Regions from separate parts of the Homo sapiens genome. Here region 2 is linked to region 1. A link is a loop called in an ENCODE intact Hi-C map of the cell type or tissue named here. Cell type or tissue: endothelial cell of umbilical vein. All regions are shown on one strand. Each heading gives the region's core, and the rest is flanking DNA. Links, peaks and the distances in the headings are about the cores only. Region 1 overlaps LOC112267974 (a long non-coding RNA gene). Region 2 overlaps LOC105378003 (a long non-coding RNA gene).

Region 1 (8,989 bases), core at 691-8,690:
AAAAAGTATCACGTGAATTATAATGGAATTATTTGTTCAATGTTTGTTTATAAATCCAATTATTAAAAACCTGAAATAAATTACAATTTAAAATATAACTATCTTACAGTTAAAAATGGTATTCACTGCAGTATCTCATCTATATCCACCAGGGTAGTGCCTGTGGTTGGATGACTGGTGCAGTTTACAACTGGAGTGGTGGAGTAGACGTTCACATTATCCTCTATGGGACTAGTACCCATGCCCAGAATAGTGCAGTGCACAATGTGTACAGCTGTACTCAGTGGCCCTAGCTATGGCAGACACACTCGTAATTAGTGGCGATCCTAAATTCCTGTGGCATCCAAGTTGTTCATTCCACAAAAAGAAAAAACAAGTACAAATATTTATGGACTGCCTTCTGTGCACCATTAAAATTACTACAATGTTTAAGAAAGAATTCCTACCCAAAAGGAGCACAGAGAGAAAGCCAGACAGATGAACAGTAAAATAGAATGTGATACAAGAATTCAGTTAGAGAAATGTACAAGGTACAATAGGACAAAAGAAAGGGGGCATGTAATACAACCTGGGACTTCAGAAAAAAGTTACTAAAAAATACGTCACATTGGCTCAGCAATGAGGATGAGCAGAAGTTTGCAAAAAAAAAAAAAAAATGACCAGGCATTTCTAGAGATGGAAACATCCTAGGTAAAGTCATAGGGGCAGGAGATATCAGGGTATATGGCAGGAGACATAATCAGCTCAGTAGTATTTAAGCATACAACATAGGACAAGAGTAGAGAAACATGAGGCTAGAATTAAGGCAGGTGGCTGACATACAAATAGAGTCAGAAAATCCAAACTATAAGCTACTGCAGTAGTCCAGATAAGAGATGCTTAATGCTTAAACTAGGATCGAGATGGCAAGAGTGAAAATAAGGGGATAGATTGGATAAATATTCATCATTTATTCATTCCTCTGACATTCGTTGAGTTTTAAGGACTATGCTCAATATGCCCCTGAGTTTATCAACCAAGTCCCTGCCCACGTGGCAGATGCAGTCATGTAAGGGAGACGCATGGGAGGCAAACTTGAGGATTAAGTGTCTGACAGAATTGAAAAGTAGGCAAGTGAAAGCCAGGCCGGTCAACTTCTAGATTTTTGATGGGCAGCTGCTAGATGTGGCCCATTCTCTAAATCGGTATTACTGTGGGAGGAGAGGATGATGATGAGTTCAGGAACGGGTACATTGAACTCAAAACACTCGAACCATGACATTTAAAGAGTAATTTCAGCATTGAATTGTGCCAAAAATATAAAGAAATACATAAATCATACACAGCGTGATGCTTAATTTTGGTGTCACCTTGACTGGCTTAAGGGATATCCAGATAGCTGGTAAAGTATTATTTCTGGGTGTGTCTGTGAGGATGTTTCCAGAAGAGATGAGCATTTGAGCATCCTATTAAACAATCTTATTTTCTGTGAGGATGTTTCCAGAAGAGATGAACATTTGAATTAGTAGACTGAGTCAAGAAGATGGCCCTCACGAGTGTGGGTGGGCATCATCCAATCTGTCGAGAGCCTGAACAATAAGACAGAGGGAAGGTGAATTCTCTCTCTTCAGGAGCTGGGACACCACCATCTCCTGCCCTTGGACATCAGACCTCCAGGTTCTCCAGCCTTCAGACTCTGGAGTTTGCAGCAGGAACAGCTCACGAGGTTCGCAGGTCTTTTGTCCTCACACAGCTTCCTTAGCTCTCCTTGCAGACACCATATCAAGGGACTCTTGGCCTCCATAATCATATGAGTCAATTTCCATAATAAATCCCTTCTTACATATCTCTCTATATATAAGTTCTTTTTCTCTGGAGAACCCTGACTAACATACTACATATACATAAATACATAAAACTACAATGAGATTTCTGCTAAAGGAAAAACCTGCTCGATAGAGCTCTTGTTTATGAATGGATGGATATAGTTCTTCAGAGCTGAATTGTACGTGCAGTATTTCATTTAAGGCTCCACTGATATTTATGGCAGTAAAAAGATGTTCAATTTAAAATGACAAACTTATAATTTAAAGCAATAAAAAGATACACAAGAACCCCTGGCTCCTTGGCAAGATTGGACTGCAGCCTCACAGTGTGAGGCACCGGGAAAGAATTTGTTCTTGTGTGTAGGCTGAACCCAGACCAGTAGGCGATTGCATCTGGGCAAGATCTGTGAATGAGTTAACATTTTTCTATTCCAAAAAAAAAAAAATGTTCTCCAAAAAGTAGTTTTTGTTATTTTACTTTCAGCTGTTTTCAAGGATAATGTTCAGATTTTTTGAATTCAGGAATTCACTTGAGGTATTTAACAGATCTTTCGGCTTCTTCCCAGCCTAATTTTCCTAATAAGCAGCATTTTAACCTACTTTCTTTAAGAAAAGAGAAATAACTTCAAGGGGAAAGAAAGTAGAGTAAGCTGATACAAACACTCCAGAAAGTGCTTCACAATTTGAAAAGTGTCTAAGAATGAAACTTTATATTTTGATGGTAAAAAAAGCTAGTTCCAAAAATAATTATGCCTTAATATTACACAAATTCATTCAACCATATGAAAAATATAGACTGTCAAGAATATTCTTCACAAACATTTCTTAACAGCAAAATCAATCACAGTTAACATACTCATCATATGTATGGCTTTTGCCAAATTCGAGCAGCAATCTGTTTAAAAGGAGAAAAAAGCACTAAATATGAGTCCTCGTTTCTAATCTGAAAATAAGAGGGTTGACCTAATGATCTCGAAGGTAACTGCTAATTTAAAAAGCCTGCTATCCTAGATCAGTATTTTGAGATTAAACTAATCTTTCCAAACTAAACTTTCTAAACTTTGTAAATTATTAACAGTAATTTGCTCTATGTAAAATGTTAAGACATTTTGAAGGTTTATTTAAATTTAAAGTGTTCTATTTTGAATCATGCAAGATTGATATGTTATAAAAAAAAAGTTCCAAGATGTTAAATGCCAGAGTGTATTTATTCATTCATCCCTTGTGCATCCCATGCACACCATCATATTGAGCCATTTATTTATTCATTCATTGGTTTAAATATTTATTGAGCATATGCTGCATAGCCAGCACTTAAAAGACACTAATGAAAGGGAACCAGAAGACACATTTTCTGCCCTTTTCCCTTAGAACCTGATTGGATGGGAAATTCTTTTTTTTTTTTTTTTTTTTTTTGAGACAGAGTCTACCTCTGTGACCCAGGCTGCAGTATAGTGTCACGATCTCAGCTCACTGCAACCTCCGCCTCCCGGGTTCAAACAATTCTTCTGCCTCAGCCTCCTGAGTAGCTGGGATTACAGGCACATGCCACCACGCCCAGATAAGTTTTGTATTTTAAGTAGAGATGGTGTTTCACCATGTTGGCCAGGCTGGTCTTGAACTCCTGGCCTCAAGTGATCCGCCTGCCTTGGCCTCCCAAAGTGCTAGGATTACAGGTGTGAGCCACCATGCCTGGCCTGGACAGGAAATTCCTGAATGGTGCTTAACATGTACAGCAATAGTCTAAGCACTCATCATACAAAAAAAAAAAAAATTGGAAATTTTACCTTGCAAAATATTAGTGTGTCTTTGTCCATAATTTCAGGGAAATACAAGTGAAAGAGTGAATTAAGATACTTGAATGATGTGACTTGTCAGGGATTTGCTGCCAAGAGCATCTCACAGGGAAGCCAGGAGTGTGGATGGGTAAAGAGGAAGTAGGGATCTGGGAACTGAAAACCCCAACATAGAGGCTTCAGGGAGCCTGGTTTTTGCAAGGTCTGGGAAAGAGGTATCCGTTGTCCTGTTCTCTCACTTGTCTCTATTTTATATCTGTCTAACATTCACCTATCAGAAGAATCACTTAAAAACATTATATTTATTATGAACAGCAGACATTATTTGCTGTTTTGACTTTTTATAAAATGCTCCATGGTAACTGCTTGTAAAACGGTTTTATTTTATATGTCAATGGCCTTTGCATGATAGTCCTTGTCTGACTTTCCATCTATTATTCCATGAACATTTTCTATTGTCAACTTTTAAATGCTAGGAAAAAAACAAACTAGTGGCTTGAGAGTCAAGCCTATTCCATTTTCTGTTAACCAGCAAATCACTCCCATACTGCCACCTAGTGGGCCATAGCAGCAGCTTCCACGATTGACAGAAATTGTTAATTCAAGTAAACTCAAATTTAGGATTCTTCAAAATTTCTGCTTTTGCATTAGTTGCTTGGAATACTCAAATCATCTTAACATAAAAATGATATCATGAATGGTTGTTAGGTTTCCACCTTGCTCATAAAACCATTGATCCCACATAAAACCATTGAACCATTTGCTTTGGTTTGGTTTGGTTTTTTGAGACAGTCTCACTCACTCTGTCGCCCAGGCTGGGGTGCAGTGGTGCAATCTCGGCTCACTGCAACTTCTGCCTCCCGAGTTCAAGTGATTCTCCTGCCTCAGCCTCCGAGTAGCTGGAATTACAGGCGTGTGTCACCATGCCCGGCTACTACAATGTACTTTGAATGAACACTGTCTATGTATGCAGACCTATCTGTAGTCACAGCTCCGTGGAGATGTCTCGTGTCATCTCACTTGTACCTTCTGCTCTTACTCGTCCTACAATCTATGAGAAAATGCCTGATTCCCAGCCTTCCACTCCAGCCTTGATGCCTCGACCTGTACTCTGGCTTGGGCAGAAAAAGAACTTCCTTGGGGTCCATCTCTCTCTCTCTCAGCCTGCTGCTGGTTCCTGAAGCTGTGGCTCAACCAAGAACCAGATTCCGCCTCTGTCCCTGTCCCAATTCTGGACTAGCCTCCATTCCACCCTTGCCTGGCCCCTTTGGATGCCTCGCTCCAGCCTTGCCTCTCTGATGGCTCAGTTAAACCCTCACTAATGAGTTCCCATAGTGATTTTCACCCTGTGGCTGGATCAGGCCCTCACAGCTCCTCTTGACCAGAGAGGTAGTTGTCTTCTCTGCTTATTCCTCCTTTCCAAATATTTTTAAGTGTATGATGAATTAGTAGTGTGTTTGCCTGATCCTAGGGAAAAAGGGACACAGTAGCTTAAGGAATTTCTCATTCTTCTGGTTTTCTGTGATGGCCTCTGTCCTTGAGTTGAGGTCTGAATATATGTAGAATATATCTAGCTAAAAGGAGCCTGCCTTATAGTCTAGACTTTTTTTTCAAATTTTATATAAAGGTGTCAAATATGTAATGGATATATACGTAGCTTGGCCAGGCAGTGTTTCGGGCCCTAGATATAAGATGCTGTTCTCATCTTATTTTATTGGGGGAATGAGAGACAGACAGCAAGTTAGCACATATATAACATATAATAATACTTTGAATGATGAAAAATGTCTTGAATGAGAAAAAACAAGGTAAGAGGACAATGAGTACTGGGAATTGTATGTGTCAGTGGGGATATTTTACATAGTTTTCTAAGGAACACCTCTGGATTAGTTGTCTATGGCTGCATAAAAAATTATCCAGAGGTTTAGCAGCTTAAAATAACAAACATTTATTACTTCGCCATTTCCATGGGTCAGCAATCCAGGTGCAGATGAACTGGGTGCCTGTGAATCAAGGAGGTCTCTCACAAGTCAGCCATCAGGGTTGGGGCTGCAATCATTTCCAAGCTTAACTGGGAGAGTATCTGCTTCCAAGCTCACTCACATGGCCAGTGACAAGCCCCAGGTGCTCACTGGCTCTCGATCACAGATATCAGTTTCTTGCCTTATAGGTCTGTCCGTAAGGCAATTGACAAGAGTTCTAAGAAAGATAGAATGAGAAAGACTGGTACAGAGCATGAAAGATGTAAGCCAGACTCTTTTTGTAACCTCATTGTGGAGGTGGCATCCTATCACTTCATTGCATTCTATTTGCTACAAGTGAGTCACTAGGTCCAGCCCACACTCACCTAGTAAATACAAGCAGGCAGAGATCATTGGGAGTTATGTTAGACAAAGTGATATTGGATGAGAGGCTAGAATGAAGTAAGGAGCAAACTCTCTGGGGAAGCATTACCCATGTCAAGGGATCAGCAAATATGTAAACCTTGAGACAGGCACATTCTTGATGTGTTCAAAGAACAGCAAGATTTGCTTGTCTGGAGCCCAGGAAGCAAAGGAGAGAAGCACAGAAGATGAAGTCAGATATACCTGGAAGGTAGACATGGACCTGCTGTGTATCACTATAGATCAGTGTGTAATTTTAAGAATTTTATATAAATGGAATTAGACATTTATATAAATAATAATCAGCATAATTGTTTTGAGATTTATCCATGTTCTTGAGTATATCAATAATCCATTCCTCTTTATGTCATTGATTGTAACACTGTTAATCTATTCACCTGTTGATGGGCATTTAGGTTGTTTTTAGTTTGGGGCCGTTACAAACAAAGTTGCTATAAACATTCATGTGCAAATCTTTTTATTTATCTTGGATAGTTACATGAGCACGCAATACCTGAGTCATACAGCAGCTATATGTATCTTTTTTAAAACTGCCAAGCTGTTTTCCAAAGTGGCAGGACCATTTTCCATTCCCACCATTCAATGTGTGAGAATTCCAGTTGCTCCACATTCTCCCCCAACATTTGATTTTTAATTTTAGCCATTCTAATACGTGCATAGTGACATTCTTTTGTGGCTTTAGTTTTCCTTTCCTCAATGATTAGTGCTATTTAACATTTTTTCATCTACCTACTTGCTATTCATTTATCTTCTTTGATGAAGCTTCTGTTCAGATTTCCCCCATTTCTTTTTTTGAAGAGGAAAGAGTTGTTTGAGTTTTGAGAATTCTCTGTATATTCTGGATCTGAGTCTTTTATTAGATATGCGTTTGATATTTATTTCCCATTTTTTCCATTTGTTCTTTATTGCCTTTTTCCTTTTACTGCCTTCTTTTGGATGGATTGAATAGTTTGTATTATTCCATTTTCATATTCTCCACAATTTTTTAATGTGTTGGGGGACGTGTGTGTGTGCATGTGTGTGTGTGTTTATTTTTTTCTCTTTGCAATTCATTTTGGAAACTTTTTATTGATCTGCTTCAAGTTTACTGATTCTTTTCTTAGCCATGTCAGGTCTACAATTATTTCTAATTTTCCCCTTCTGGGTATTTTTTGTTTATTTGTTTTGCTGCTGCTTTCATGCATTTTACTTCTACATGTTAAACTTACACATTAAAACCCCACAATATTTGGTTTTTAATTCTGCCTCAAGCCATTGATTATATTTTAAAGATATTTAATAAGAAAATTCTCTATATTTTTCTACATGCCATTTCTTAATTCTCTTCATTATTTTGTATAGGACCAAATTTCCATCTAGCATCATTTGCCTTATGCTTGAAAGACTTCTTTCAACATTTTTTGTAGGGCAGGGTCTGCTGGTGATTAATTCCTTTAACTAATATGTACCTTCATTTTTGCAAGATGTTTTCCCTGGATAAAAAATTACAGGCTGAAAGTTTTGTTTTTGTTTTTTCAGTATTTACTGATGTTGCTCCACTGTTGTCTAGTTTGCATTGTTTTCATCAAGAACTCTGCTCTCCTCCTTGTCTTTTTTCCTTTGTATCTAATGTGTCTTTCGCTTCGGGCTTTTAAATTTTTCTTTTTTTAACTGGTTTTAAGCAATTTCATTATAACGTGTCTTTGCATACTTTTCTTCATGTTTCCTATGCTTGGAGTTCTTTAAGATTCTTAGACCTGAGGTTTATAATTTTCATCACATTTGGAAATGTTTTTAGTAATTATTTCTTTCAAATGTTTTTCTGTCCCTCTCTCTCTTCTCCTGTGGGGGTTCCAAATTCTCCTGTATTAGTTTGCTTGAAGTTGCCTCACAACCCACTGATGCTTTATTGATTCGTTCAGGATTTTTTCCTTCTTGGATAGTTTCATTTGGGATAATTTCTATTACCATGTCTTCAAGTTCACTCATCATTTTTTCTGCAATACCTAATCTGTCATTGATCCAGTCTGTCTTTTTATCTCACACATTATAATTTTAACCTTAAGAAATTCGATTTTTGTATCTTCATATCTATAACTAACAGTTCAATCTTTTCTCTAGCTCCATAAATATATGGAATATCTATGTTCTGTTTTAATAACAGAACTAACAACCTTATCAATAAGCTTAATGTCTTCAATAACTGATTATCCATGTAATTTCTGGGCTAATTTCAACTAATTATTCTTTACCAGCTTGTGGGCCCTGTTTTCCTGTGTCTTTCCATGCCTATTAATATTTTATTAGATGGGCTGGGCACAGTGGCTCATGCCTGTAATCCCAGCACTTTGGGAGGACAAGGTGAGCAGATCACTTGAGGTCAGGTGTTCAAGACCAGCCTAGCCAACATAGTGAAACCCCATCACTACTAAAAATACAAAAATTAGCTGAGCATGGTGGCGTGTGCCTGTAATCCCAGCTACTCAGGAGGCTGAGGCACAAGAATCACTTGAACTCAGGAGGTAGAGGTTGCAGTGAGCCGAGATCTCACCACTGCACACCAGCCTGGGCGACAGAGTGAGACTTTGTCTCAAAATAAAAAATTAAAAAAAAAATTTTTTTATTAGATGTCAAACATTGTAAAATTTAGCTTCTTGGGTGCTGCATATGTATTTTATTTCTATAAATATTCTTGAGCTTTGTTATGGGAGATAGTTCATTGGAAAGCATATGATCATTTTGAGTCTTGTTTTTTTAAGCTTTGTTAGGCAGAAACAGAGCAGTGATAGTCCAGGCCTGACTTTAGCTGTACTAATGAGGCAAAATTCTTCTGAGTACTCTACTCAAATGCCCACTGAATTATGAGGCTTTCCATTCTGGCTGGTGGGAAGAAGTTCCAGTTGCGGCTCCATGTGAGCTCCAAGGATTTCGCCTCTAATCCTTTAGATTCTTGCCCCCAGCCTTGGGTGGTTTCCTAACATGCATGTGTTGATCAGTACTCAGT
Region 2 (8,989 bases), core at 671-8,670, 440 kb before region 1:
ACCACCAGGGGATCAGCTACCTCAGTTTGTAAGTTTTAGATAGTTCCACAAAACAGTGAGCTCCTGCAAACTGCTGACTGAAGCAGAAGGACCTTGGAATGCACTGAGGAGGAGGAGGGTCTATGTCCCTGCACATCACAGCTAGGGAATTGCATGTGACTCAGTTTGACAGTTAGGTACTCTCTCTGGAACTTCTACCTTGAAAGATGACTCAAGAATCCAGAGATGGAATAGATTCATTCATCTCAGTAGTAGCGATGGTCATCTGTGCCTTGGGCTGATACTGTTCCGTAATCTGGTCTGAAATTCCTGTAGCCTAGCAGGAATCCTTGGTTACTTCTTGTTTTCCAAATAAGGCTGTTTTCTCCAGCCTTGCTTCAATTCCATGAGCTCTCAATCTTTCCATTACACTGCCTTTTGCTTAAGATAGCCCGATTTAGGTTCTGTTGCTCCAACCAAAAATGCAGTTAATTAAATGCAAAAGATAATTTTAGTTTTTTAAATTTAAACAATTATTGTAGTTGAAAATATCTCTCTGCCAAAGTTGAAAACTTTAATTTATTTTCTACTAAGAGGTCTTCAAATACTGTGGAGAATCGAGTTATCTGAGTTCAACTGAATATTGTTTTATATTTCTGGGATTTCATGTTTCTAATTTCACCTTTTCTCTTTCTCAGTACATTATCATACTCATCGGAGAATCAGAAGTACAGAATATCACATTTCTGTGTTATCACATTGTTGACAAAATTCTTTCCCAGAAGCATTAAAAAAAAAAAAAAAGCCAAGTATTTACTTACAGTTCTGGAACTGGAGTGTATGACTGGATTGATCACTTGTGATTTATAACCTCAAGCCTAATACTCATTAGTTCACTAATTCAGTTGCTCCTTTCATGAAATGGAGAATTTCATAGCATGCATTCTTCCAAACACGTCCCTCATAATTCTTTTTTGAATTTTTAAAGCATCCATAGATATGCATACAAATTTCATAAATGTTTCTCTACTCAAATGCATTGTACTAATCACATCAAAAGGATCGAGTCTGAAGTTTCATGTTTGTATTTCCTTTCAGATACATTTTTACCTGTGAAATGTTTCCACTTTTCCTCCCTATTTTAAGGATAAATGACAGATCTGTTTTCTTTAGCCTTACACTGACACATCTCTGAGAATAAAACAATAGGGAGATATGTAATATTCAGAAGTGTGACTCTCAGCTTTTTGTTGAATGACTGACTTTCTGGGTTCATTCAGAAACCTATGGACAAATAGTGCCTTTTTTTTTCTTTGCTTGCTTGCTTGTTGTTTTTTCTTCCTCCAGCTCCCTCTTCTCCTTCTTTTTGGATCTTAAATTTGTCTTCTTGTATTTACTAGCTTGAACTGGAATATGGGTGTTTTCAATCAGGACAACACAATAAACCCATTTAAAAATGAATGGTATAACACTCCTTTGGCTACTCAGAGCATCAACCACAGCTCACAGTTTGGAGGAGAGACTGTGCCAACATAAAAATTTTGGGTAGTTGGTTTTCTGTCTTGTTCTCTGTGCCTCAGAGCCTGCTGTTAACCTGAGTAGGCTCTGCTAGAGGAGAGTCTCTATAATATAGGGACCTCTCTAGGGTCACCTGCTGCCCTTTTCTTAAATTGGTGACTTGTTTCTGAATGCAAGCCCTATGGAAAGAGCTCTTCTGTGTGACAACAGACTGTGCTGGTGCCCATGTGGCCTGCCTCTTTGCTTATATATTTGATTATTGGCTATTTCTGGATTCTCCTATTCCTGCTCTGGCTAAAGGTAGGGCACAGTGTGACTGTGTGTTGGATTCCCTGAGAGTGAGATGGCTTATCTGGATTTTTTTCCTTTAGTGGGTGGTTGGACTTTGTAGAGTCTATATTCTTTTTACCAGACTGGACTTTCTCTTCCACCTGAAGCTGAGTTTGTCTGTTCCATATGTCTCTGTCCCAGCAGTTGTGTTGATGTCTAAGCTCCAGCTGCTCCTAGCCTGCCCTGTTCAGCTACTGTTGGCCAAGTGGTACCAGGACGTGCCCTGGAAGATGGAAAATTCCTCTATAGCATCTACTTTATTCTAGCTTATATTTTGGTGGTTTTTATGTGCTTTGATTTTCACTGAGGGTCAAGCCCTTTGATTACCAGATGCCACTTGTGTTTATATGCAAATCAACCCAAACCCTGGGGGCGTTCAGTATATAACTTTAGACACTTATGGAGTTCCTTAGCAGGATCTTCCTAGGAATTAACTCTGCCTTCTATTGCAGTATCATCCATGTTTAATCTCTGTCATGCTGTGATCCTCCAGGAAGGCAGTGTGTTTTCACATGTGACTCTGGATTGAGGTCCCTCTTGCTGCTAGCCCATCTGCCACATTCATCTTCCCCAAGAATGTAGCTTGATTCTGCCAGACCCCTGGCAGGTGGAAAATGACTTCCCATAACCTACAGAATAACATTCTGAATCTTTGGGATGACCTATACATCCCCTCACAGGATGCCTCAATTTGCCTACCCAAGATATTTCTGACAACTCCTCTGGTAGTCACTGGTGATAGAGATGAACTGAATAATTGGATTATGCCCTCTTCCACTCCATGGTTTTCTACTTTTCTGCCTCTGTGCACACTGTCTGCTCCATGCTCTTCCCTAAGAAAATTCTACTCATCCTTCAAGGTCCATCTCAAATGCTCTGAAGATTTCCTTAATCTCTATAACTAGAGACGGTCTCGTGCTCCTTTAAACTTGATGATATTTTTGGCCAGGCACTGTGGCTCATGCCTGTAATCCCAGCACTTTGGGAGGCTGAGACAGGTGGATCACCTGAGGTCAGCAGTTCAAGACCAGCCTGGCCAACATGGTGAAACCCTGTCTCTATTAAAAACACAAAAAAATTAGCTGGGCGTGGTGGTACATGCCTGCAATCCCAGCACTTGGGAGGCTGAGGCAGAAGAATCGCTTGAACCTGGGAGGCAGAGGTTGCAGTGAGCCGAGACTGCTCCACTGCACTCCAGCCTGGGCGACAGAGTGAGACTCCATCTCAAAAACAAACAAAAAACAACAATTTTTTTGTTGGATTTTTGTTTTTGCATTATGTCTTGAATTATAGTTGTGTATTTAATTTCTCTTATTTTTAAATTCTTAACAAAATTTTGTGGATATATAGTAGGTGTATATATTTATGAGGTAAATAAGATGTTTTGAGACAGGCACGCAATGTGAAATAAGCACATCACGGAGAATGGGGTATCCATTCTGTTAAGCATTTATCCTTCGCGTTAAAACAATCCAATTACATTCTTTAAGCTATTTAAAAATATACAGTTAAGTTATTTATGATTGTCACCCTATTGTGCTATCAAATAGTAGGTCTTATTCATTCTTTCTATTTTTTTGTACCCATTAATCATCTGATAAGGTTTGGCTGTGTCCTCACCCAAATCTCATCTTGAATTCCCATGTGTTGTGGGAGGAACCCGGTGGGAGGTGATTGAATCATGTGGACAGGTCTTTCCTGTGCTGTTCTCGTGATAGTGAATGGGTCTCATGAGATCTGATGGTTTTATAAGGGGGAGTTTCCCTGCACAGTCTCTCTCTCTTTGCCTACTGCTATTCATATAAGATGTGACTTGCTCCTCCTTGCCTTCTGCCATGATTGTGAGGTCTCCCCAGCCATGTGGAACTGTAAGTCCATTAAACCTCTTTCTCTTGTAAATAGCCCAGCATCGGGTATGTCTTTTTTAGCAGCATGAGAACGGACTTAGCAGAACATCTTTGAGTCTCATTTTTCTGTTGAAAATATTTATATCTTATCATAATTTTATGGTGTGGTGTTTTCCAGTAAGTTGCATTGCTCCTTTTTTTTTTTTTTTTTTTTTTTTTGAGACAAGGTCTCCTTCTGTCACCTACGCTGGAGTGCAGTGGCAGAATCTCAGCTCACTGCAACCTCCACCTCCTGGGTTCAAGTGATTCTTGTGCCTCAGCTTCCCAAGTAGCTGAGACTATAATTACACACCACCATGCCTGGCTAAGTTTTGAATGTTTTGGTAGAGATGGGGTTTCATCATGTTGGCCAGACTGGTCTTAAATTCTTGACCTCATGTGATCCACCCTCCTCAGCCTCCCAAAGTACTGGGATTACTGGTGTGAGCCACTGAACCCGGCCAAGTTATATTGCTTCTTAAGTAACTTGCATGTGATGTTTCTTAAATAGTTTTAGTGGAAATATCATTAAATTGAACCAGTAGCTAATCCACCATAAAGAATTTTTCCAGGAATAGATGTTCCATTGTCATCTGGATTCTACTCTTTCTAAAGAAAAGAAAACCATAATTATTATGATTGATCCCTTTATGGGATGAATCTTTTGAAACTCTGGCTGCTTTTAAGAGTTTTCACTTCATTTTTTTTTCTTTAAGTTTTCTTATAATGTTACCAGTTGTGGTTTTATTTGTTTTTATCCTATTTGGAATTCACTAAGCTTCCCAAATCTGTTTTTGCTTAAATATAGAAAAATTTTGGCCCATGTTTCTTCAAATGTAATTTTTTGCTTGACTTTTTTTTTTTCTCTCCTTTCTTTCTGGGGCTCCAGTTACATATATGTTAAATGCTTGATATTATTCCACAAGTAAATCAGGTTCTGTTTATTTTAAAAAATATTTACCTTTTCTGTGCTTCAATTTAGATGACTTTCGTTCACTTGTCTTCAAATTCACTAACTCTTTTTTCGTGATGGCCAATTTTTTAAATTTTTGCATAATACATGCTCATGTCTTGGGGGTACATGTTACAATTTAATACATTCATATAATTTGTACAGATCAAATCAGTGTAATTGGGATACACATCATCTTAAATATTTGTCTTTCTTTATTCTAGAAACATTCAAATTATTCTCTTCTAGCTATGTTGAAATATATAATGGATTATTATAAACTAGAGCTACCCTACTTATCTGTCAAACATTAGGTCTTATTTCTTCTATCAAGCTGTATATCTGTATCCATTAATAACTTCTCTTCATCTTCCCCTTATCCTTCTCAGGTTCTGGTAAGCACCAGTCTACTCTTTACCTTCATGAGACCCACTGTTTTAGCTCCCAAATATGAGTGAGAACATGCAATATTTGTCTTTCTGTGCTTGGCTTATTTCACTTAAAATAATGACCTCTAAGTCTATCCATGTTGCTGCAAATGACAGGACTTCATTCTTTTTTACGACTAAATAATATTCCATTGTGTATATGCAGCCAAATTTTCTTTATTCATCCACTGATAGACACAGGTTAATTTCAATATTTTGTATGTTGTGAATAGTGCTGCAGTAAATAAGGGAGTGCTCTTTCTTTATAATTTACCAGTTGATTTTCTCTTTCCTCCCAACCCCGACCAGGTCACTGCCTCCCTTTGAGCACTAGATGGTGCTTTAAGCACAGGTTGTCTAGGTTCTAGTAAATGTCCCAAAGGGAATATCCTGATAGAGTGGGAAGACTGGCTAGGGTGTCATGCCCAGGAAACCTGCAGGACAATCCTATAGCATGGTGCTGCTGAATAGCCACTCTGATTTGGCATCTCCTTTGGCTGAATTACAGAGCAGTTTCCAGGCCTAGGATGGTAGTCCTGCCTCCCCTCTTTGTTTTTGGCTGTCCTCAGGGCTATTTCTCCCTTCAGGCACTCCTGTTGATTCCTGGGGCTGAGGCAAGGACAGATCTTCTGCCAGGAAACCCAAGATGATGGGGAAGCCAGTTGTCCATCTTCACCTCACTTTTTGAGAAACCATGAGTCAGGGAAAAATTTTCTGTGCACTTGGTGCTAGGCAGATTGGGGGAAGGATGTCACAGACATGGAAGTCTGATTCTCTTACTGTCTACTAAGAGATTCTGAGTTTCTTCATTTCTTTGTGGCCTCAGGAACTGTCTCATTCTCATATTTTAGTTTTGGATATTATTGCTGGTGATAATCTTGGGGCTGTATATTTGTTTTTGGTTTTCTGTTGGGAGAGTGGTGCCAGCTAGCTTCTATGCTTCCATTTTGGAATGAGAAATTTCTCAAGAGATTTATTGTATATCATGGTGACTACAGTTAATAACAATATATTGTATATTTGAAAATTGCTAAGACAGTAGTTTTTAAGTGTCTGTACCACAAAAAATATAAGTATATGAAGTATTGCATATATTAAATAACTTGATTTAGCCATTCCTCAATGTATACATGTATTAAAACATCATGTTGCACACCATAAACATATACAGTGTTTTATTGTCAATTAAAATAATTAAGTAAAGAAAACCCCCAAATAAATTACTGTGCTAGGTACTATGAAGCAGTTCAAAATAGAATAAGTTCTCAAGAAGCTTTCAATTCCATATAGATGATAAGAGAATCAAGTTAAAAGATAAATTCAGAAAACAGAACAGCTGTGTTGCTGCTTGTTTTCTTTGTCAGACTTGGATCTCTCATCCAACAAATGAGAGTACTAATGCCTATTCCATAGGATCATTGTGAGAAATTTGTCAGATTAATGTTTATAAAATGCCTAGGGTAGTGTTTGGCGCTTAATTGGCATTCATTAGATGACAGGGTGGCTTGTGGCTGATGTGGCCTCTGCTGTTCTTCCTGTTGGTGTTGTTGATGCTCACCAATGAAAGCAGTCAGGAAACCTCCATTTTACACATGATTGAACTGGAAGGACATTGTATTTGAATTCTAAATAAATGGGAGTACGCATTGGTGTGTTCTAAAGATCTTCCCGAGAAGAAGGTGTGGGGAGAGACAATGCAGGAAATACCCATTTTGACTTCCTTATAGGTCTGCCCTAAGGAGAAACCATATACCCAGGGCCTGGGGAAGTTGAGTAAGGGATTCAAGACCAGGAGAGGTTGAACCTCCCTTCACAGCTACACATCTCTTCTTGTTATTTCAGGAATTGAAAGGCCTGAAAAACAAACAAGACAGATATTTTTCTAATCTTTCAGAAGCTGACTCTCCCACAGTCCCCTAGAGCTAGGCCCAAAGCACAGTCCAGTGGAGAATGGGTAGGGAAACAAATTGGGTCTCTGCTTTTCCCAATCTCTCTTCCTTCGTCTATTGTTCTCTATTTCTCTGTTTCACCCAGAAAACCTCCGCTTCTGTACTGTAACCCCCAGATTCTGAACTCAAAACTGACTTATCTTGATACCAGTCCTCACTATCAAATGCTCCAGAAAGGGGAAAATTTTGGCATGGATTTTTCAATGATGTAAGGGAGGAACATATTTTTCCTCTACTCTCAGGTTCATTGACTGGAGCCCTGCAAATTAGATTGACAAAAGACAGATTAACAGGATAAAAGGCATATAAGTTCTATTGGATTTTTTTTGCGACACAGGGACCTTCCTAGAAAACACATGAAAATCTCAAGAAACAGATAGGCCTGAGAGCTTATATACCTATTTAACAAAGAGTCATACATTGTGGAGGCATGTCAAGGCAAAGGAAAGGGGTTTTTAGACTTCTAGGGGCTGAAAACTGAGGAATGGTAATGACATGGAGGAAACTTACAGAAGATAAAAGCTATCTAAGCAAGGTTTGTTTGTGCAGATCCATCTCAGTGTCATCTTTCCATCTTCTTCATGGCCATAAACCTTCCCTGGGAGAAGGGCTCTATGGCAGTCCTTATTATTGAGGAGTTTCTGCTTTTAGTCAGATCAGGGAGGCTCTGAGAAAGCTTCCTTCTACATCTGTTGAATCTCACACGTTTTCAGCTCAAAATAATCTTTATGCCAAAGCACATATTTTGGAGTAGCATATTCTGATCCCCTTCAATTACAGTGACATACATAAACAATACTGAGCATTAACACTTCTTATTCTTAATTGCTTTGTCCAGGCTTACCCTGTTATTACCATATACCCCCTATGAAAAGGACAGTAAAATTATCACCAAGATAATATTTTTGTTGTTGAGTGTTATTTTAAGGTGTCTGCAGGGCATATCTTTAGAAGGAGCTTCTAAATGGCACCTTTAGTAATAAAACCTGAACTAGAAATGCACATAAAATCTTTTCGATGGACTCTGTTAAGGTTCTGAGTCCTTTCGTTATTTTGTGTATTTAACCACGTAGGCATATGGCGTAAGTTCTGAAATTTTAGAGAACAGGGATGCAGAACATTATTTTATTTTATCAAAGTATTTATGTCATTTCTTTTTTCCCTTATAATCTTTTATAGAACTATAGCTCCAGATTTGTTTCTTTAAGTACATTCCTGATACAGAAAGAGAAATCATCAAGTAGGGATCAAACATAACCTTTGGAAATTATTTTTCATGCTTAACTTCTAGAAGCATGAAACCAAACTTTTCTTATTTGGATGATACAAATAACTGTATCTAAATTTTCAGTAATTTCTGGTTTAGTTTTAGATCTGTATTTGGTTTAGTTAAGGTGTTGCATTTTCAAGATAAAACAAAATGACTTTTGCTTTTTAAAATGCTCATTAGAATTTCCATGTCAAGGCTACAGCATGTCAGTTGTAGTATATGTGTCTTTCTGTATTCCAATATCACCAACATTTTTCTAGTTACCTTACCACTTTGGGTTAAACTCACACTGCAAGTTGCTATGACAACAGAGATATTGTGAATGCTTAACCCAGTATGCTCTCTGTAAATCACACTTTTAAGGGTAATTTTTCTAACAAAGCATTGTTTAAATTGCTTCGAAGTTACAGCAATTAAGTCTTTGATTATAAATATCAGAGTGGAAAGAAAAGCAAATTTTGGAACTCCAAAGCAGGGTTATAATGCTAACAGCAGACAGATACAGTTTTAATGGGTGGGGCATCACATATTTTGCATATGTTTCTATTGATTTTGGGCAGGGTAATGCAGGCATCTCACTTAACCCATTTATAGACTGGTAAAATTGTTCACTCTGTCCTTTCTTCTATTTAAACTTATCTTCATTATTATAATTTTTCAGTATGTTGCCATGAAAA

What was found. Peaks named below come from ENCODE experiments on the same cell type or tissue, not always from the same donor. Only the 100,000 strongest peaks of a DNase experiment are listed, where the experiment ranks them.
Region 2: a loop joins it to region 1, with 17 times the contacts of the local background. A loop is called at or near these places in 15 of 110 quality-filtered maps.

What each region holds. Positions count from the first base shown.
Region 1 is chr6:130,318,035-130,327,023 of GRCh38, reverse strand. It overlaps LOC112267974 (a long non-coding RNA gene), which reads right to left. Exons shown (of 3, transcript XR_002956398.2): 3 at 3,522-8,989. It also overlaps a transcript of SAMD3 not described here. Among named protein-coding and RNA genes, the nearest start is that of TMEM200A, 43 kb to the left of the region's middle. In endothelial cell of umbilical vein, for the core only: a CTCF peak has its summit at 4,181 (motif pointing left); a DNase peak (open chromatin) is centred at 4,113; H3K27me3 peaks cover 682 bases.
Region 2 is chr6:130,756,649-130,765,637 of GRCh38, reverse strand. The region is part of intron 1 of LOC105378003 (a long non-coding RNA gene); the gene reads left to right. Among named protein-coding and RNA genes, the nearest start is that of SMLR1, 66 kb to the left of the region's middle. In endothelial cell of umbilical vein, for the core only: a CTCF peak has its summit at 5,422 (motif pointing right); a DNase peak (open chromatin) is centred at 5,437; H3K27me3 peaks cover 1,016 bases.